2 separate regions of the Mus musculus genome follow, and region 1 is linked to region 2. Evidence: chromatin contacts called from ENCODE Hi-C data. All regions are on one chromosome and are shown on one strand. The core of a region is the stretch at or near the end of the contact, and the rest is flanking DNA. Distances in the headings are between cores, read along the strand shown.

What was found. A loop is a pair of places that touch in the nucleus more often than their neighbours do.
Region 1: a map of v-Abl transformed pro-B cells shows a loop between it and region 2 (5-fold over the local background). The contact joins the promoter of A430088P11Rik here to the promoter of Enthd1 in region 2. A Hi-C loop is called at or near these places in 3 of 37 maps with a recorded cell type or tissue (T-helper 17 cell and v-Abl transformed pro-B cells).

The regions. Positions count from the first base shown.
Region 1 is chr15:80,696,349-80,699,048 of GRCm38, forward strand. A430088P11Rik (RIKEN cDNA A430088P11 gene) reads right to left here and starts at 1,262. Exons shown (of 3, transcript NR_045310.1): 1 at 1,219-1,262; 2 at 296-695. It overlaps Fam83f (family with sequence similarity 83, member F), which reads left to right. Exons shown (of 5, transcript NM_145986.2): 5 at 2,602-2,700. The coding sequence ends at 2,642.
Region 2 is chr15:80,559,208-80,561,907 of GRCm38, forward strand. It overlaps Enthd1 (ENTH domain containing 1), which reads right to left and starts at 1,263. Exons shown (of 6, transcript NM_001163189.1): 1 at 797-1,263. The coding sequence starts at 1,145.

The sequences.
Region 1 (2,700 bases), core at 12-2,511, 140 kb after region 2:
GGTCTGAACTCCAAATATCTAGCCATTGCCTACTTGTTTCGAAGCATTTGCTCTGTGGGGCACTGTTCTAAATTGAGCAGGGAGTGGAATGAACTAAAGCCCTTACTTGTGGTGCCATTACCTTAGGGACAGTTGAAGGCAGGGAGTGTTGTCACTGCTATACAGGTGTCCAGGGTATGCCTCACTGGTTAAGGAACACTGGAGCAGAGCCTCAGATGGACACATGGACACCAGAGGAAGAATGTTCCAGATAAAGAATGTGACGCCCTAAAAGTTATAAAAAGAGGGGACTTACTGTCAGCGCAGTGCTGTGGTGACTTTCCGTGTTGCTGCCACCACCCCTCTCCTGAGGCACCTTCCAGCTGGCTGTCATCCATGTGCCCCAGGCTGTGGTACTCCCAGTCCTCCTGCTCGCCAGCTTGCATGCCCCTCATCTCTTCGTAGGCTGCAGGATGAAGATCCTCTTTTGGGTTGGTTTAGTTTTTTGGTTTGGTTGGTTTGTTTGAGACAGGGTGTTGTCCTGGAACTCGCTCTGTAGACCAGGCTGGCCTTGAACTCAGTGATCCACCTGCCTCTGCTTGCCGAGTGCTGGGATTGAAGGTGTGCACCACCACTCCTCAACAGTACTAATCCTCCTTGTAGCTTGGCTTTCTCCCGTAAGTCGTCTTTGGGTCATTCACTACCCTGCCGACATACTTTATAAAAAGAAATACTTTGGTTGGCTGGTGTAATTCTTCCACATTAATCTGCATGGGTCTGAGGCGCCTGCCCTTGGCAGTCTCCTAGTAAAATGAACATGGAAGGAATGATGGGACACAAATGATTTTCCCTCAAGCCTGTTTCTCTGTCAGAGTCATGGCAGTGAACCCTGAGGGATTTCATCAGGCTGCCATCCAAACCCAGTAAACCAAAGGGTCAGGTCCTGCTCAAGACTAGCTTCTCAGCCGGGCAGTGGTGGCACACACCTTTAATCCCAGCACTCAGGAGGCAGAGGCAGGTGGGTTTCTGAGTTCGAGGCCGGCCTGGTCTACAAAGTGAGTTCTAGGACAGCCAAGGCTATACAGAGAAACCCTGTCTCGAAAAACCAAAAAAAAAAAAAAAAAAAAAAAAGACTAGTTTCTCTGGGAAGGAGCTGGCAGGGCACAGGCTCCATCAGTGCCCCTGTGCCCTTGGCACACTCCTGCCTCATTTCTGGATCCAGAGATTGATTTTGCTTACCTGTCTTCAAAATGCTACTGCCTCTGGAGATGTACTGGGTATCTGCTTGCTGGGCCAAAACAAACAGAAAAAGCCGCTGAGGAAAGGAAGTGGGAACTGCGCATCCGCTGTTGCTGCTGCAGCAAGGGGCTCAGGGTGGTAGAATTTAATGACTTTCACAGACGCAGCCCTCAGCAGCACCACACAAGGCTGCTGGTTTCCTGTTCTACCTCCCCCTGGGCAGTCATCTGCCTGAGTCTATGGGACACCCAGGAGGGAGGGGCTCAGGCAGTTTTTTTGCAGTAGGTCCTGAGGTGTGAGTTCATTATCGCCCCAGTGAGGCAGTGTCTAGTGGAGCAAAGACAGCAGACCTGGGCAGTGTGGCCTTCAAAAGGCATAGGGATTCACAAAGGGGCTGAAGCAGCCCTGCCTAGCCTAGGCTCTGCCCAGTGCCTCGCCTGCTACTACAACTCACAAGAGGCAGTGTCACCTTAATTAAATTCACAGTTGAAGTGATACAGAGGGTGGTGTGAGCGGGGAGATTGTCTTTATTGTGTAATGGAGGAATAGGCAGGAAGTAACACAGTGGCTTCCACCTGGGAAAAGCAGCCAGCAGGCATCTGAGGAAGTGGACTCTGCCTCCAGGGCTAGCTGGGGTGTCAGGGCTGCCTCTCAGCTCCCCTTCCCCAGAGTTCAGAGCAGGGTTCAACCATGAAAACTGCCGGGGCCTTTTCCTAGGATTATGAGGGAGGTAGAAAGGCTGGAGAGGGGAGAAGGGGGCGCTCTAGAGAAAGGCAGCTCTCCCAACCTCAGGGCCTATGCTGTTCCATTATCTCCCTGGGTCACCCCATGGCACTGTGACCACCCTGCACACTGGGACAGCTGGCCCTCCCCAGGCACTTCTATAACTTAGCTATAGAATGGCTGAGTGGCAGACAGACAGGAGGCTGGACTGGAAGGCCAGGGCCTGGCTCTGACCAATGAGGAACAGGGCTACTACTTGCTTCAGCCCTGCAGTAAGGCAAATAGTTGTGGCTCTCATCCTTGCTACCCCCATACCCTCCTGTGAGGATCCCTGTGACTGCCTTTGATTTCGCTTTGAGAGCTTGAAGCTGCCTACAACATTTAGCTGCTAGTGACAGGAATCTTTAAGTCATTGGTATCTGACTCTAGAGTCCCTGTCTTTTTTGGTCAGAAGACATAGATCACTTGATGTCTCCAATCATGGGGATCCTGTGATCATGGTGAGGTCACCAATGTATGTTTGCTTTCCTGGGTTCCCTGTTGCCCTGGACTCCAGATCAGCAGCGTGGAGGTATTAGCCCTGAACACCAAACTCATAGTATGGATGGTTCAAGGTTGGACTTGTTACTTATGCCCTTCATGTCTGCACTGTCTCCACAGGTAAAGGAATCACCAAGGCCAGCAACTGTGTGATCTCCTGAGCTGCAGTGCATTGGTGGGCAGGACCTGCAGATGCCCACCCATCCGGTCCTATGCTGA
Region 2 (2,700 bases), core at 13-2,512:
GTTCATAGAAACTATTTTTGTCTCATTTTTTCATTTCTTTAAAGTTATCATTTTAAAATGCAGTAACCATGGAGAGTAGAGTGAACTGTATTTTCTTCTTATGACTTAAAACCTATCACTTTAGGCACAATTATAACTTTGCATTTCTAACACAAAGGAAAGGAATGTTGGCTCTTTTCTTTGCAAATTTGGCACCAATCCACTTCAATACTCTATACCATCTTCCTATGCCATCGCCTTTCTACACCCAGAATTATCTTAAGACCTGAATTTCTGTGCTTCAGTTAAGTGAGCTCATCTCCATAGCCTTCGGAGATTCCAGAGTCCCTAGAAACACTTCCCTAGTTTATGACTAAATTCCGACTTAATTATACTCGTGAATTACAGTGACATCAACACACAAACGGCAGCGTCTCCTCTCTTCATTTGCTGTATTTACTTTTCTGTGAGGCGTCACTGGATCAGGACCTGCGTGTGTTCTGTGCTCTTTTGAAAACAAACACACTCTTCTCCCAAGTGCCACAGTCAATCAGAGGACGGAAATGAGAACCACAGCGGTCGGAGGAAAACAGTGGCTGGGACATCTAAGGACAACTCTTTAAGCCCAGGGTGATAACAGGGTGCACATCAACCTAGCGCGAGGGAGGTTGGGACTGGAGGGCAAGCTCAGGACAGCCTAGGCTACATCACAAGGCACTCAAAAATTGAGAACCGCCTTGCTCCAGTTGAAGATTTAAAACACTGCTATACACGCCTGTCCTTACAGGCACACTGTCGAATTTTTACAAACTGTTACCTTGGTCTTTGCCCGCTTCATCTATGTGTTGAAAATCCTTTAGCATTTGAAGGTTACAGACGCCCTCTCTGCAATACTGAATAACTTTCCTGGAGCCGTTCTTGATGAGGTAGTCCATCAGGGCGAGGGATTTGTACACGTGGCGCCAGTTCTTCCCGTGGTCGCTGAGTCGCTGCCACAGCATGTGCATGATCTCCGAGAGGGAGGCCGCATTGAAAGTCATGTCACTGATAGCTAACATCAGAGAGCTAGAGGGGCCCCAGGGGTCATTGGAAGTTGCTTCCCTGACTTTTTTTTCGGCATCTGAGTAATTTTTCACGAAGTTCTTCACTTGCCTCCTGAATGACATAGCTACAGTGAGTCTGAGGAGGGGGTGGAGGTGGGTGAGAGCGATGGGTCAGGAGTGACTGGTTTACAGAGCGCCTGACAGATTCGTCCCAAGTTCTGCCGCTCTCAAACACAAATGATTCATCTCCACCTGGTAAAGTATCGATTTCCTGCAAGGAAAGTACAAAAAATGTGGTGTAAGTTCCTCAAAAAAAAAAAAAAAAAAAATGTCTACAGGAGACCAAGTTAGTCTGAAAAAAAAAAAAATTTTAGTTTCCAAGAAAGCCTGTCACATCACCAGCCTGAGGAAGGAAAGGACTCTATATAGGTGTGCTTAGGATAAACACGGGAAAATCCCTCACAAGACTGACCTCAGCTATCCAGAGAATATAGGTAGTCTATCTGCTCCTAAAAGGTTCTGCAGAAAATATTGCTCAGCTCCCTTGACAAGGAGTACGAGTTTAAAGACGTACACACAGAGGAGACAGATTCATAGTTCAGGGGGAATTTGCACTCTGACACCTCTTTCTTAACAAAAGCTGTTGTTATACACACTGTGTCCTGGAAATAATTTGAATGGTGGTGAAAATTGAGTGTGAGGTCCTCCTCGTACCCAGAACCCTGTTCCCTGCAGAACCATGAAGCACTCTGATCAAACCTGAGTAGGTGCTGCTCTCTGGTCTATCTAGAGAGCCGGCGTTAAGATAAATACTCTACCTCCTGTGGATTACAGCTAACACAGTATCCAAAGCAGCATCTTAGCCTAGCAAACTAGAGGGAAAGCTTCGATTACTTTCTTTACTCGCTTTCAGGGAAAAAAAGGTGTGGTTTTAACATTCAACAGTATCAAAGTGCTATTTATAAATGACATGGCGTGAGGAACTCCCTTAGGCCTGGAGTGATTAGCAGGAGTCTGACAGCTTCCCCATACATAGAAGAGGAAGCATTTAGGTTAATATAAAAACGCATTCAAACTTAAACCGGTACTCGGCCCTAAGAATTCGCAAGATACTTGAGAATTACCAGTTTCTGATTTACATGAAACTCCCTTCCTCTTTTTCATTACTCTGCAGGAAGGTGAGTCACTTAGTTTGTAATTTCTCTGGTGATTCACCTCCGACAGGGACAAAGGCACTGTGCCAAATTGATTTCAAGCCCTGATGAGCATCCAGACCCAACGAAGTCTAGATGAACTATAATCAGATTTTGCTATCAAAGCTGCACCCATCCAAAAGAAAGAAAAAAAAATCAAACTCATAACGACTGTTTGGTATTTTTAGTTTTGTTTCCTTGGCCTCCTCAGCTTCTAGCTCACGCCTGATTAATCTGTGTATCAAGGGAAAACATAATTTTCAGATGCATGGTTAAATGAACTATCACCTTAAAAAAACAAAAAACAAAACCAGATCATTAACCCTTTCAGCCCCTCTACCTTTTGATTTAAACCCAATGCAGTCTGAAATAAATTAGATACAAAATATAATTGCTTTAATAAGATTTCTCAGAAAGAGACCATATCCTATGAAGAAAAAGAAAGTGTGTTTCTGTGATGTTCTGGTTGTCTCGTATGCACCCGG